Linked DNA regions of Mus musculus: region 1 is linked to region 2. Evidence: chromatin loops called from intact Hi-C (ENCODE). Cell type or tissue: heart. All regions are shown on one strand. Links, peaks and the distances in the headings refer to the core of each region. The heading gives the core; the rest is flanking DNA.

Region 1 (8,344 bases), core at 217-8,216, 260 kb before region 2:
TATTATTTCATAAGCAGAGGAGGCAAGCAATTTTCTCCATGAATAACCATATAAAGCTAAGAATGGAATGCTGTGGTAAACGCAGGACATATGAAACACATGGAAACTGGTTGGCTTGGTTGGAAAAGAAAGTGAATGTAGAACACTAAGTAACAAGGCCACTTGGGAGAGAAATGGTTGACAGAGAAAAGAGTAAGGAAGATTTATGCCTTAAGCTCAGTCCCCACTCCAAAACTGTGACTTCTGGCATTTTTTCTAGTTTTTTTTTTTTTTTACTTGATTCCTATGCCTATAAATTCACACACACACACACACACACACACACACACTTAGATCTATCCATCATGCTTCTTTGGCTGGTTTTAAGTGTTGAATGTTTAGGAGAAAATATTTGGTTAATAAAGGTATTCATACTTTTGTTTTTGTTTTTGTTTTTTGGGTGTTTTTTTCTTTTCTTTTCTCTGAAACAGAGTTTCCTGAGAGAAAACTCAGGAACCTCTTACCTTAGCTTCCTGAGTGATAAGATTGCAACCTGGGCTTTTGGTTCTTTGGTGCTCTATGTCTCTGTGTCTTTGAACATAGCCTGGCACATCTAGTAATAAAGACACATTGAACCAATGTACAAATGAGATAGGATAAGGTCACACAGGGCATGAAAGGCAGATTAGTGTGGGGGTGTTAGGGTTCAGAAAACACACCCTCGAATGAAAGTCTCAGAAACAACAACAACAAAAGCCTTGGAAACATGTTCTCTTGTCTATTGTCTCATGGTCCTTTCTCTATTCTTCCTCAGATAATCCAGGACAAGTAGGGTCTCTCTTCCCTAAAGGGGAATATAGACATTAGAACTCCCATTATCTGAGCCCGAGGTCTTAAAGAAAGTCTTAGCCTTACTCCCTATCTTTCCTTCCCTAGAACCATTCATAAAGGAAGGCTCTGCCCCATCTGATGGCACATCCTATGGACCCCCCCCCCTACACACACACACTTCAAAGCATCCTGCTTCATACCCAGGACAGAATGTTACACAAACATGAGAAAAAAAAGTCAAACAAACCCTCTCTGGGTTTCTCTCAGAATTAGATACTACACATTCTATTAAAACAATCATATTTCTATACATGTCATATTTCTATACATCTGTCCATGCATCCCCAAACCTAAAATTAAAAAGTAGTAGTTCATTTTAGAACTTTGAATCTTTACTCTAAAGGATCCCATATTGTGCAGAACCATGCTCTAATGAATACACGAGGCTTTTCTCTACTTGATCTACGTTTTGTTTAGGATATTGGCCAAGACTGTGTGTGATGTGCAGGATGAACCACTGTCTCCTGTCCCCTGCAACCCTAATAAAATAGGGTCAGAATATTCAACTTGCAGATTATCTTTTGCATAGGCAAAAATTGTAATTTGTACCTAGCCAGTATAATCATAATGATGACATGCCATTAGGCTAAAAATTAACTCCTAGTACTTAAGACACATACTTTCCCTCCTTCTGATTAACACATACTTTTTAACACTATGATAGTCAACATCAACTGCCACCTTGTCACAATCTAAAATCATCTAGAAGATAAATCTCTGAGCATATTTCTAACTGGTTTGTTAAGTTAGATGGAAAGAATCAACTTAAAAGTGGGCAGTGTCATCCCATGGACTGTCATCCTCACCACTCTGTGACTGTCACTACTGTCACTGCTGCTTCATGATCCTACAGTCATACCTTCAGCGACCATCATGGATGATGCCCTCAATTTATGAACCCAAACAAACATCTTCTGCTTTTGTCACACAATCCACAAGAGAAGAAACTAATAAAAACACTTTATAAAACTATCGGACAAAACTGTCAACAGATGATGCACACTGGCAAGTACTGAACTGAGTGATTATAATAGTACCATAGAATCTGTCTGAATTTGCCTACTGAACTGATAACTAAATAAGAATGGAAAACAAGCCAAATCAACAGGTACTGTGAAACAGTCCTTCAAATACACGCTCCCTCCAGATCAAAGTGATGGCTTCTGAGTGTACATGTTACATGGGCAGATATGTGCTGTAAACACGCTTCATGGTCAACAACTCCATCTACAACCAGTGGCAACTTTTATCCTCGCCCTCATTATATTCAACCAGTCAACGGCTTCTAAAAATAAATACCTGAAAATACATTGTATATTTATGTGAAGTGCCAGGAATTATGATCACTAGTCCTAGAGCCCAGAAGATAAATGTCCTGTTTTTTATGGAGTTCATAATTTATAATTATAAGCAGAAAAGAATATAAAAACTAAAACTTGTTCATTATATTTGCTGTTTCAATTTTCTGAGTTCCTATTATATCCTAAGTCCTTAAGTTATTTTAACTAGACCCCTAATCCTATAAAATGCATCACTGTTTCCCCTACAAAAGAAGAAAATAACCTACCAGTTCAAGGTCTCCCAGTTAGGAGACAGCTGAGCAATGACTAGACACACAATTTTGTCTGAATCCAAAGACTCTGTATACCACATACCGCACGTCCACCAGTCTAAGTCACTATACCCTAAGTTTCTAATAAGGAAAAGAAAATCTAAATCCCACAAAATTCCCTAACTGTAAAAGCATCACAGCAGTGTTCATTGTAAAGGAATTTGGGAGGACTGAGTAAGGGCAGAAAATTGATGCTAATGAAAAAGCCAGACTGCTGTCAAAATGTGAGCCAAAGCAGAAGCCCAGCACTGGAAAGGACAGAGTCCTCAGAGAATGAGCAGCAGGAGTCCCCGCTGCAGGACACACAGAGGCCTTTTCAGACCAATACCAGATCAGAAAACAAATTGCAAGAATACACCTTAAGCCACAGTGACTCTGGCCACAAGGTTGAAAACTGTTTTAGGATTTGATAGATTAATGACTTTGCATTTTATTCCAGTTTATGCCAGACGAAACCATTCTGATGATCCACATGCACGTTTGCTTACGTGTAAGTCCATGTCTTGCTCCACTGAGATGGTGTGGGAGGCTTGAACCAACTGAATTCAATGTACTGTGCTGCATCATAAGCTCAGCAAAACTTGAATAATTTTTAGGCATCACCACTTACCAATAATTTTTGTGATAAAACGTGTTTTTCTTGGATAAAGGCAATGCAAGAGGTCACCAAGAAGATATCAGTAAAAATAGAATAAGACACAGAGAGAGAGAGAGAGAGAGAGAGAGAGAGAGAGAGAGAGAGAGGGAGGGGGAGGGGGAGAGGGGGAGGGGGAGAGGGAGAGGGAGAGGGGGAGGGGGAGAGGGAGAGGGAGAGAGAGAAAGAGAGAGGGGGAGAAGGAGAGAGAGAAAGAGAAAGAGAAAAGAGAAAGAGAAAGAGAAAGAGAAAGAGAAAGAGAAAGAGAAAGAGAAAGAGAAAGAAAGAGAAAGAGAGGGAGGGAGAGGGAGGCAGGGAGGGAGAGAGAGAGAGAGAGAAGGAGAGGGAGAGAGAGAGGCACAATCCACTTAAATGTCAAAATGACCATTTAATTTAGGAAAAAGCCTACATTCATTAATTTAAATACATTTACTTAATGCCTACACTGTCACCATCTATAAAACTTGTTTATATGGTAAATCCTTAACATTTTCACTGTTTCATATTTAGATTCTCCATGCACTTCAGGACAGCAAGAGATTGTCATGCAAAGCTAAGATCGTCATGTTTGAGTGGCTTCTGTGTGCAGGGAACTGTTTATGCCATACCTGGTTACACATTCATAGTCACACTGCCCCTGCGATGAATCCTATTGTTCCTGCTGTTAAGATAAAGAATCCAAATCTCCTCAAGTCTGAGTAGTATGTTCAGTGACAAGTGGCCCTGCGGTGATTCGAATGAGAAAGGTTCCCATAGGCTCATATATTCGAATGCTTCGTCCTTAGTTGGTGGAACTGTTTGAGAAGGATCATATTTTGTGGCCTTGTTGGAGTGCATGTGTCACTTGGGGTGAGCTTTGATGTTTCAAAAGTCATTGCCATCACCAGTTACCTTTCTCTCTGCCTTGTGGTTGTGTCTCAAGCTGTAGGCTCTTGTTAATGCTCCTGTCCTATGCCTGTCTGCTTGCTGCCATGCTTCCCTGCCATCCTGATCACAGAATCATCCTCTGAAATAATAAGCCCACTAAACTCTTTCTCATCATTCTCACAATGCCTTGGTCATGGCCTCTGATGACAGCAATAAAAACATAACTAAGCCATGACCTATCCTTTATGTAAAAATACTATAAAACCCATATCTTTGCCTCTAAATATCATGCCTCAAATGTTAGCAGAAGCTATAAAAAATGTTGGTTTACACAAAAGGGGGTAGTTGCATGTGGAAACTCAGCGGTTATGACACCAAGCATGAAATCTGTACAAGCTCAAACCAGACAAAATCCTATCATATGGAGGCATGGGGGCAGTTATAAAGTTCTAGCTCTAGTACAGGAGCTATTGGCAACCAACAGAAGAGGGTTTTTTTTTTTTCTTTAAGGATATTACTCTTTCTAAAGGATAGTCACACAGCCAAGAGGATATTGGTGGCACTCATTGGACTTGACATACTAAATATATTAAAAACGAGACACAAAGATGGTGTGCATGGAATTGGGAGGCACATTTGGGGTAACACTGACTATGATGAAAATATAATATATAAAATTCTTAATTTTTATACATATCAAATATATTATTATATAATGCTTTGTTAATAGTTTGTGAGTATATAGCGTTTATTGATTTATAGTCAGGATGATTGTTTTGAAAATCAGTCTATTTTTGTTCAGGCTTTAAGGTTTTTATGTCTGCATCAAATAAACTACCTTGAGGAATGTTTGTAAGTATGTAAGTAGATACTACACAATAGCTTACAGCAAATGCTTTATCAGGTTTAATATAAATGGAACCTGAAAATAGCAAGAGAAACATAGTTGTTTAAAATACATATGTGAATTTGTATTCAAATATCTTTATTTCTAAGGGGATATTTATAGTTCTTACAATTCTATTTCTTTTCATTAAAGGATAATTTATCAAATTTAATATATTTTATCCCAAAGGTTATATGAGTCTATTCTTTTCAAAACAGAATATTAGGATCTCTTTAGCTCTCTTTTCTTTTAGTATTATTGAACTTTATAAAATACAGCCCTCCTTGTGGACTGGAGAGATGGCTCTTTAATTAAGAACACATACTGATTTCATAAATGCCTGAGATCCATTCGTATCACCCATGTAAGGTACTTTGTAATTGCCTGTGGCTCCCACTCCATGGATATCTGACACCTCTGGCTTCAGGGGCCGCCTATATTCACATGCCCCCTCCTACACACTTACATGAAATGAAATCTAAATAACATAAAACACAACATTATTTTCAAACTTTCTCTGTGTTTCTCATGTCACAAAATTCATGTCTCTATTTTCTATAAATTATAAGCATCACTACAGAAATAAGGTAGAATGAGGTTTTTAAATATTTACTCCCATGTAAGCTTTACTAAGCATCCCATGTAAGAGTTATTAAGCATCTGTTAAGCAAATAATGTGTTACAACTTTTGGTAAGTACATTGCATATTAGTCATTGCCTACTAGAAAATATGGGCAAAAAAGGAGGAATTTTAGAATTTATAGGAACTGGAGTTTATTAGAAATATTCTTGTATGATGACTAAATTGTATTGAATTTTGAAGTATTATGGCCACTGTGTCATGATTGCATTTGACCTGTCTTTAACTGTCTCAAGGAAAATGATCTAAAAAGCATGAACACTGATGGATGTCAGTTTTCCTTTAGCACAAATCTAGTTAGGTTCCACAGAAACAACACAGCCATGTGTTCCTTCAAAGTCTTCATAATTGACCTCCATAATTCATAATCCACAATCATTCATAATTTCCAAATAGATCACCAAATCATACATAATACACAACTCTAATTATCTTTCCTTTCTTGTTTTCTTTCCTAATCCAATGAGCTCAGCTTTTACAGGTGATAATAACTCGTTAGATGCTTTGATTGTGGCCCACAAGTTGATGATCTCAATCACACAACAGCACTATAAAAGGGTGCATTTAACACTAAGCAATCTCACAGACAAAGACTTTCAGGAGCAGATATGCTAGTGATAAGAATGTTTGATACTGCAGGGAAAGCCTTGCTTCAGAAGTCGATTTCACAAAGCACACAGGCTATCTCAAAGGCTGAAATGCAGGGGACTGGAGTATTTGGTGATACTGTCAAGATCTACAAGAACCAAACATTTGAAAACATTATGCCATTGCTGAGATGTCTGCAATAATGACATTCATGGTTACACTCTCTCCTGCCCATATACTGCTCTTCCTCTACTTCCCTCCTTTTATAAATTGTTTTTACCATTAAATGGATACAATACATATATATCAGGGAAGCTGAGAAGGAACACTTCCTTCACCAAACAATGCATAAAGTGTGGTTCTGATTAGCCACAGACAGTGATGTCCTTATTCATGACTTTTTAGTGTCTACTAGATGTTAGTGACATCATTCAGGAAAATAAGGCACCATGTTTTGCATATGGTCACCTCAGAGCCATATCTGTCTTCTTAATGAATTCATGTGTAGGCTAAGGAGTTTCCATGTTATCTGCTGTGGTAGATACTCACATCAATGTTGTTCAGTGTGTTGAAGTACATCAAATCGTGAAGCCTTTTGAATGCTTGATTGGGATACTGAAAGTTGAAGGTTGAAAATGGCGATTCGGGGTCATCAAAAATGTCAAAGTCAGCAATTTCTTTCTCTTCTTTGGTTTCCCTTAGAACACCTATATGCCAAAAAGAATATGCATCTTGCTTTTGAAAACTTAAAAAAAAATTCTCCAAAACATACAAAACAAGCATAAGGACAGCACAGAGAATCACCAGAAAGCCTGTGATTCTAAAAAATTACTCCATTCCCTAGTCAGCCACACTCAAGTTGGGAAGATACCCAGCTTCCGTGCCTGCTAGCGTGGGTGGGAAGGATGACCCCATATCCTGGGTTCCTGCCTTATAGCCTTCCCCAGATGGGTCACGTTCCTCTCTGAGTAGCTGGCATACAAACATGTGCTATGTTGTCTGTCTCCCTGCCCAGTATCACTTCCTCACTCCCTTACAAATAAACCCTCTGCACTTGAAGCTTGTCCTGAGAATCTTCCTCCGGGGAAATCCAAACCAAAACATTGAACCCTACTCAACCATCAGAAGTCCCTATACTTACCAACCTCTTGGTTTCTCCCCAAGAACTACCAGTAATAGAATATTATCTAGGTTGCTTTCAGTTTAAAATCAGGGTTTCAATTTGAAACTACGGTTTCAGTTTGAAAACGAAAGATGCTAGCCAGCCTTCTTTCTCCAGGATGAGACTTGCCTCACAACTCCACTCTCACTTCTTCTTTATCCTTCTGAGAAATCTAGGGAAAAACTTCCCTATATCCCATTACCACCCAGAGTTTGTGTGTGGTGGGTGGGTGGTAATTTCTAATCACAAAATGGAAAACTGCATCTTCTGGTTTGAGAAATATTTAGCAATTAAAGCCTTAAGAACGCCATACCACCCTGAATGCACCGGATCTCATCTGATTTCAGAAGCTAAGCCAGGTTAGGCCTGGTTAGTACTTGGATGGGAGAATGCTTTTTTTTTTTTAATGAGAATCTTTTAGGATGCATTAGAGTCTACCTACTCCTTCAGATATGAGAAAACAGAGTAACCATTTCTTGAATTAGATCTCCTTTGCTGTAAAATATAATGTGACATCCCAAAATGATCAGTTATGCTGTGGGTTTTGTTTTTGTTTGTTTGGTTTTTTTTTTTAGAGAGTTTTGTGATCAATTAATACTCCCAAAGAATTTTCCATGATTTTGATTTTCATGATTTCACAAAGTTGAAAGTCAAACTATTTAAAACATCCTTTATGAATTGGACACCTACCAAACCCAAGATGCTGGTTCAATGCCCTAATCATCTTTAGCTAAGATTGTCATTCTTCTTTCAGTTTCTCTATTATAAGGAACATGAATCTTGGGGTAAAAAAAGAAGGAAGGGCTTTGGGCTCCCAAGTCACTGCTGTTTGTCATGGTAAGAGGCGCATTCCCCACAGTCACAGTTCATGTGACAATCTCAGTGTAATAGCAAACATCCTACCAGCCAGACTTCAATTTTACAGAAACATACCTGGGGCCTTGTACTTTCTGAAGTTGATGTTGGCCAGAACAAAGTGGATAATGGTTGGGCAATCCTTCTCCACATCAGGATTCTTAGGTTTAAAAACATAGCATTCCTTTAATCCTTCCCGATCAAACACATAAGGATCGATCTTTGGAAAG
Region 2 (8,344 bases), core at 23-8,022:
CTCTGTAGACCGGGGGGCTGCATGTGACAATCCTTTATTCCTGTCTCTCTTGTTCAGAGAATACTTTTATTATCTGCCCAGATGTTTATGGTTTCTGTATGGCTTCATCTTCCTGAAGTGTTTGTGATTAGGTTAATTTTTATCTTATTTTTTCTTAGTTGGACTGGCTAGAGACATTGATTTTATTGGCCTTTCAAAAGTGGCCTGTTTGTGTTGACTCTCTATTAATTTCCTGGCTTTAATTTCACTGATATCTGTTCAAATGTTAATTGTCTCTGTGTTTCTGTTTACTTTGGGTTTAATTGATCTTTCTACTGCGATGACATGGGAGCCCTGACTTCTGACTTTCAGTCTCCTTTGCTCATCCATGTGTTCCCTGCTATAACCTCCTATGCTGCTTTCTCTGAATTCTAGACATCTCAAGTTATACTTTCATTTGACTCAAGATATTTTTTAATATCCTCTGAGCTTCCTCTTTAAGCCCTATATTATTAAAATGTATCTTGTGATATCCAGATATTTGGGGATTTTCCAGGTATTAGTGATTCATTTTCCTTTTTTTATTTTTCCCTTCTTCCCCTCATCTCTCTCCCCTCCCCCTCCTCTTCTTCCTTCTCTTACTCCTTCTCCTCTTCCTCCTCCTTTTTTAACCTTTTCTTATTTATCTTTTTTTTTGTGGGAGGGTCTCTTGTAAATAAGACTCAGTCTTTCTATGCAGTCGAGGATGACTATGAAGCCCTGATCCTCCTATCTCTACATCCTAAATTATTGAGTTAATAAGCATGAATTACTATGCCCATTTTATTGCCCTCAGTGATTCATATTTTAATTTTACTCATCCATAGCCTGAGAATATACATTGTGTAGTTACTATTTTAAGTGTATTAAGGTGTGCTTTTATAGACTAGGATGTGGTTTGTCCTGGTATATGTTCCATGTAACTTAGAAGAGACTTTATATTGCTGTCCTTGAATGACACAGCATTAGATGTTAATCATGGCCAGATGACTTACAGTTGTGCTCACCTCAGCTATCTGCTTTGTCATAGAACTGCCTACCTCTGGTGAGGAGTAGTGAAGGGCGCACCATCTCTTTCCCCCTGCAGTTTTATTGTTCTGCCCTCATGTGTATGAAGGCTTCATTGTTGTACAGTGCCCATAAGGATCACTGTACCTATTCTTGAAGAACTGACTGCTATCAAATGCACTACTCCTCTTTATTACTTCTACATTTCTTTCCTCTAAAGAATGCTCTATAAAAACAAATAAAACTATTCTTGCTTTCCTCTATTACCACAGTATATCTTTCTTTTTACTTTTAACTTTCTCTTTGAATGGGATATTGTTTGAATTAAGGAATATGTCCTTTATTAGCCAGATGGTGGTGATACAAGTCTTCAAGCCCAGCATGTCAGAGGCAGAGGCAGGCAAATATCTGAGTTTGAGGCCAGCTAGCTCCATCTATGGAGTGAGTTCCAGGATGGCCATGACTACACAGAGATACCCGTGTCGAGGAAAAGAAAAAGAAATAACAATTAATAAAAAGCCAAACCCAAAACAAAAACAAAAATGTCATTTATTTCCAGTGTATGCATGAACTTTACATTTAATATCAACACTGCATGTTTAATTATCTAAGTGCATTATAAAATTAGAACGAAAATCTACCTAACAATCTACCTAGCATCTTAGGAGAAAAAAGTTGCTGAAAATTCAAGCAGCAGAAGAGGGCAGTAAAACTCAACAGAATGTTCTCAAAGGTGTTAGTACATTTCCTTATTTTCCTTTTTTAGAATCTCAAAACTCTTTCATATACTAACAAAATATATTTTCTACAACAGACACTTAAATATGTACCCAAGTGTACAGAGAACCACCAAAATTCCACACAGTTCATCACTACACTTGCTATATAATAAACATCTTATTAAGGAGCCTCATTACCATTGTGCTTTGCCATACAGAACAGTTTGAACCATCTTGATTTGGTTTGGGACAGTTAATATTCCCCTGTAACCAGTATTCCAATTGTGCCTGTACAGTGTGCTCTGGCATCCCAGACTTCTCAAAAGCAGCCAATTACAAAATACTTTCCCCTTATGTCCTTATTTGGACTTCCTTTCAAAACTGCTCTTGTCCTCCAGGTCTGAATTTCTTACTGAGTTCTCCTGTCATTCCGTAGTATATGGAACTCTCCTTACATCTGAGGTTACAGATTAGATCAACCAACTCAACCATACAGATAATTTTACTTGCATTTCTTCTATGATTATGTTTAATGTCTTTAAATGTCAAGTAGTCTGAAGGTGATTATTCTCTATGCCCTGTTTTTCCCCTCACTTTGAATTTGTAATGTTTTCTTTTTTTTTTTTTCTTTTAGTTTTTGTGAGACAGGATTTTTCTGTGTATAGCTGGCTGTCCTGAAACGTGCTCTGTGGACCAGGGAGGCCTCAGAGATCTGCTTAGACTCCTTTTTCTCCCTCAATGCTGGGATTAAGGGCCAACATCACCATCCACCACCACCCCCTTTGCCATAATCTCTTTTAAAACATCAGAATATACTTCTCTACATAATGGGCATACAATTAATATTAGATGAGGATGGAGTTGGTCAAAGTCAGTTGAAGATTTCACTAGAAAATGTTCGTACACAGTCAAGAATGTGGAATTTTATACAGTTCCTAGCTGAAGTTCGTATCAGGAGCTCTAACAAACTTAGTTTGACACCATGCACTTCCCGCATTTAAAATAAAACAGAAAACAAGAACTATTTAAAGGGATTCTCCAAAAGAAAACAGTCTGTGCTTTCAGTTGAAATTTCCCATAAGACTCCGTGTAAGAGGCTGGGAGTGCCATACCTGGACTGATTAAACATGACTAGAACAAAGGCCCTGGGTGACATGGAGTTTTAGTCACTGTGTCTCATGTAGCATCAAATTAGCTTGCACATGAAGCAAACAGTTAAAAAAAAATTCCATGAGTATTCTTACTTTCTGGGAGACTTCCGCAGAGTCAGGTATTTGCTAGAGTTTCCTAAGTGCTGCTTCTCATGGTCGATTGGATTCCCCCATGTGGATATTCTCCCCTTTCATTTTTGTTTTGTTTTGTTCTGTTTTGTTTTGAGCAGGGGTCTTGCTGTGTTACCCAGCCTGCTTCAAACCATTTTCCTGACTTAACTGTCCTCAGAATATAGTGTAATTTCACACTCTGTGTCATTTTTTTTATCCATTCACGCCAAGAACGTACAGTTTAGTTGAATTTTTTAGTTTCCTCCTTTTCTTATTTTGCTCCTTTTCGCTACTCCATCCTCACACCCCCTCCATGGCCAACACAAACACAGTAGGAAGATATCCAACACTATCAAAAACATCACCTCTCTAGGCAAATAATTTTTTATCAAACACTGTTTCTGAATGAAGTGAATTTTTTTTTAAGGTTAGGGAGAATAAGGCTAGTTATGGAAAAATAACTATTACCTTTTGATCCGTTGCCATAACATACTTTCTTGTAAACATGGACAGAAAAAGTTTTTAAAAGGTACATTTGAAAACAAATTCTTTCTAGTGATACATCCCGTGAAAAGAGTTGCTGATCAAAATGATAAAAGCTATGTAACAGCAGGGGGAAAATACCTTAAAGCAATGCTGTGGACACTTAGCATTCCGATGAAGTGGAGCTCAGCATCTGTCCCTGGGAAAGGCGAGTGCCAGGGGCTCCTGTGACTGCAGAACCCGGAGGGTAGTTCCATGAAAGACTTCAACCTAATTCCACCAGTACAGATGTGGACCCTGACAGAGGACACTCATTTCATTAAAAATAGAAGAAATTAAATTAACCGGTAGCTGTGTGCGTGCTCTGAGCAGCGAGCACGTCAGACTGCGCCCCAGTGGGGAGAGGTGAGGGGATTCCCTTAGTTAGGACCTTAGATCCCGGGAGGGGAAGCTGTGACACTCTTGAGCTTTTAGGCCCCCACTGGATGCGCGACTGGGAGGAAACCGGAGACCCCAAAGAGCGCCAGACTAGGCGCAGACTCAGCGAACCACAGGGCGCCTGGAGGGATGGAGAGGGCGGTGCAGCTCTCTTGGCACCACCTGGGGCAGCCAAGGGCAGCTTCCCGGCTTCCTTCGTCTCTCATTTGCGTGGGTAAAAGCCTGCCGCTGCGGTTCTTGCGCAACTCACTGAAGCAGAGAGGGGGAAAAGTTGGTGGGGGTTGGGGAAAGCCTAAGCGGAAAGACAGAGTCACCACTACGTCACGTGGAGTCCGCTTTACAGACTTAAAAGCAAGGTTCTCCCCATTAGCAGCCAGTTGTCAAACTGCGAGCTAAGAGCTTCAGGAGTCAGTCAGGACTCTGCTCACGAAGGAACTCAGCACTGCATCCTGCCAGCTCCACCGCCACCACTACTGCCACCTCCGCTGCCACCTCTGCGATGCTCTTCCGAGCTGTGCTGCTCTGCGCTGCCCTGGGGCTCAGCCAGGCAGGTGAGTTGCGCCCCGAGGCGCCCTGGGACTCCTCAGGCTCAGACCCCCTTTCTAGCAGTGTGGGCCTGGCTGTGTATTGGCAAAGAGCCTGGACTGCTTAAGTCCTGAGGAACTGCAACCCACTTTCAGGTTTCTTATTTGCTAAAAACCAATAGTCTTAATGGCTTACAGGTTGTCATTATGGTAAGACAATCTGATCAATACTTGTGAAAAGCATAGATGTGGGCAACTGAACAAGAGTGGCTGCTTTGAATACCTGTTAGAGTTTTTCTATCCACAGAAAAATCCAGAATACATTTTTAAAAATATATTTAAAATGCTAAAACTTGACTGTTTTAATTTTATTTTCTTTACACTAAATTTTGACTATTGCACTAGGTCGATCCATTTTAATATTTAAAGGGATGCTTAATAATTCTAGTCTGTGTGTCCGAGTTATTTTAAAAATGTTGGTAATGTGAACTATGAAGTTAGGTCCTCTGTGTTTCTTGCTTAAGAATACAAAGTTGCTTGCTATTTCCATAAACAGTTGATAAGACAGACTTAATTAAAATAATGACCTTTTTAAATCTGGGTCTACCTATGTATTTGTCAAACTTATCATTGTAAAGTTGACCCATAGTGACAGAATTAAATCCTTAAGTTAAGATGAGAACAACCAAGAGTAACTGACAGGATATCTTATTTTTTTAATGTAGCAAATCCTTGCTGTTCCAATCCATGTCAAAACCGTGGGGAATGTATGAGCACAGGATTTGACCAGTATAAGTGTGACTGTACCCGGACTGGATTCTATGGTGAAAACTGTACTACACGTAAGTTTTTCCTGGGGTATCTTCCTTTGGAATGTGGCCACATGTGTAACCATCATTCTGTAGATTTGTGTCCTATGGGGGAGGGGCCTGCTCATTCTTCCTCCTGCTTTGTCTCTCTCCAGCTGAATTTCTGACAAGAATCAAATTACTGCTGAAGCCCACCCCAAACACAGTGCACTACATCCTGACCCACTTCAAGGGAGTCTGGAACATTGTGAACAACATCCCCTTCCTGCGAAGTTTAATCATGAAATATGTGCTGACATGTAAGTACAACCCTCCCTTGTTTTCCAGCATCCTCCAACACAACTAGGCACTAGAAACCCAACCCCAAGAACTATCCTGACCTTTTCAAAGGGCTTGAAGTATACCTTTTCTAATCTGTTTTTCCCCTGAAATGTCTAAAATACAGTCATGAAAACCTGTAGTCTCTATTCTAGTTTTGACCCCTGTCCTTCATTCGTGTGGAGGAAGTGTGGTTCACTTGTTCATTGAATAAATACCCATGGCTCACAGAATTGTTCGGAACACATAGAATTGTTCTGAACCTTTGAAACAAATGGTTGACTAGGGTTTGGGTCAGAAGAGAAAAATAGCTGTCTGTAGTTATTGGTGAGGGCCATGCCCAAATGTCTCTGTCATCAGCTATGGAACAGGGAGTGGGTAGAAACTGAAAAGTCAAGACTACTGGAGCAGAATGTCCTGTGTAAAATTTAAGCTTTATTGAAGATGCATTTTCAGTGCTCTTTAAAGTTCAGCCATTGTACAGCAGGGTATCTTTGTCTGAAGGAAATCTAGTCTCTGTACTTGCTACATTGTACAATGATAATTGATATGCCCTTGTTGTTGTTGTTGTTTTTCATATGAGGACCAATGATTTTTTTTTCTTTAAAATTTCAGCCAGATCATATTTGATTGACAGTCCACCTACTTACAATGTGCACTATGGTTACAAAAGCTGGGAAGCCTTCTCCAACCTCTCCTACTACACCAGGGCCCTTCCTCCCGTAGCAGATGACTGCCCAACTCCCATGGGTGTGAAGGGTGAGTGTAAAGAAATACAGACATAGCAACTGCAGTGAGGCTTGGGTGTGTACCTAGAAAAGGTGTCCATTATGTAAAACTGTAAATAGTTTTGTCTTTAGTATGGTTATCCACAGAGGTTTATTAAAAGTACAGATGTAGTATGGGAAAGTAAATCTGCATTGATGTAATGTCTTAGCCTTAGTATGTTTTGCTAAATAGAACTGATGTTAGTTACAATTCATAAAAAATTCAATAACACCCCCTGCTTTATATCTTAACACTTGAATTTAAAACCTTAGCCCAGCCTGGGGTACAAGCCTGACACTGTGCCTCAAAACACAACAGTCGTATTGATGTTGTGATCTTCTTTGAGACGGTGCTTCTAAGTGATGGATGCTGTCATGTATTATACAGTCATCTGTTTGCTTGAACAAATAGGTGAATGGATAGATACTTACTTTAGAATTTACATGTTCCAGGAAATAAGGAGCTTCCTGATTCAAAAGAAGTGCTGGAAAAGGTTCTTCTACGGAGAGAGTTCATCCCTGACCCCCAAGGCTCAAATATGATGTTTGCATTCTTTGCCCAGCACTTCACCCATCAGTTTTTCAAGACAGATCATAAGCGAGGACCTGGGTTCACCCGAGGACTGGGCCATGGAGTAAGTGGGCTTAACTCAGATTTATAGCAAATCCTTAGGGAATGCTGACATCTTACCATGCCAAACAAATCACACCCATTTTTTTTTAATCCAAATGTCATGACTACTAAAACCATAATAGGTGTTCCATTTTCATTTTCTGATTTAGTAAAAATGAACTGACACACAGAGACATATTTTAATGTAATTTTCCTTACATTTTTAGTTTAAAAGTTTGGTCCATGAAAAGGGTCTATCTTCTGTAAATAAATAAATAAATTATTAGTCATCGGTGGCATTGGGAAGTGAACCTTAGAAGTTTGTGCTTGCCAGGCACTGGTCTCTGCTATTGAGGCAGAAGAGGTCCAGCCTTTACACACACACACACACACACACACACACACACACACACACACACACACACATACAAAATCCCCTTCTATGCTTCTTTAAACAATGTAAAATTACTATTATGGTTATAATGAAGCAAGTGGCATATTTAATATAGGATACTAATACTATTCAACATAAAGAAATATACAGACTTGTAGCTCTGGTAGACAAATTATTTTAGAATTTTGTGGCTATGAAAAAGTCACTTATTGAGCTAGATTGGTGATTAAGAACAGTTGTTGCTTTTGCTTAAGTTCTTAACACCTACATGACAGTTCACAACCACCTATAACTCCAGTCAGTTCTAGGAGATTCCATGTTTTGTAACATTTTAGGGCACCAGACAAGCACATGACATACATACATACATACATACATAGAGGCAAATTCTCATACATATAAAAATAAAATAAATCTTAAGAAAATCACGTGGTGAATTTTAAAGACAACTAAATCATCAATATTGAATAAGAAATTATAGTAAAAAATCAGTAAATTGAACTTTCTCCATACTTAATTTTCTAGGTGGACTTAAATCACATTTATGGTGAAACTCTGGACAGACAACATAAACTGCGCCTTTTCAAGGATGGAAAATTGAAATATCAGGTATTTTCCTTATGGTTTAAAAATGACCATCTGTCATTTAGACTTACATATTAAAACTATTGTGGCTTTTTTTTCCTTCTTTTAACTCTGTTATTATTGTTGTGATTTAGGTCATTGGTGGAGAGGTGTATCCCCCCACAGTCAAAGACACTCAGGTAGAGATGATCTACCCTCCTCACATCCCTGAGAACCTGCAGTTTGCTGTGGGGCAGGAAGTCTTTGGTCTGGTGCCTGGTCTGATGATGTATGCCACCATCTGGCTTCGGGAGCACAACAGAGTGTGCGACATACTCAAGCAGGAGCATCCTGAGTGGGGTGATGAGCAACTATTCCAAACCAGCAGACTCATACTCATAGGTGAGCAAGAGAGAAATAACAAGTA

What was found. Hi-C counts contacts between places; a loop is a spot of excess contacts. Peaks named below come from ENCODE experiments on the same cell type or tissue, not always from the same donor. Only the 100,000 strongest peaks of a DNase experiment are listed, where the experiment ranks them.
Region 1: a loop joins it to region 2, with 3 times the contacts of the local background. A loop is called at or near these places in 2 of 42 quality-filtered maps.

What each region holds. Positions count from the first base shown.
Region 1 is chr1:149,833,972-149,842,315 of GRCm38, forward strand. It overlaps Pla2g4a (phospholipase A2, group IVA (cytosolic, calcium-dependent)), which reads right to left. Exons shown (of 18, transcript NM_008869.4): 16 at 8,193-8,344; 17 at 6,647-6,804. Among named protein-coding and RNA genes, the nearest start is that of Pla2g4a, 120 kb to the right of the region's middle. In heart, for the core only: no CTCF peak of the experiment used is centred there; a DNase peak (open chromatin) is centred at 7,040.
Region 2 is chr1:150,095,797-150,104,140 of GRCm38, forward strand. It overlaps Ptgs2 (prostaglandin-endoperoxide synthase 2), which reads left to right and starts at 4,235. Exons shown (of 10, transcript NM_011198.4): 1 at 4,235-4,479; 2 at 5,178-5,294; 3 at 5,417-5,560; 4 at 6,195-6,338; 5 at 6,800-6,981; 6 at 7,879-7,962; 7 at 8,073-8,319. The coding sequence starts at 4,428. Ptgs2os (prostaglandin-endoperoxide synthase 2, opposite strand) reads right to left here and starts at 4,078. Exons shown (of 5, transcript NR_015466.3): 1 at 3,632-4,078. In heart, for the core only: a CTCF peak has its summit at 4,080; a DNase peak (open chromatin) is centred at 4,145; H3K4me3 peaks cover 1,095 bases; H3K27ac peaks cover 414 bases.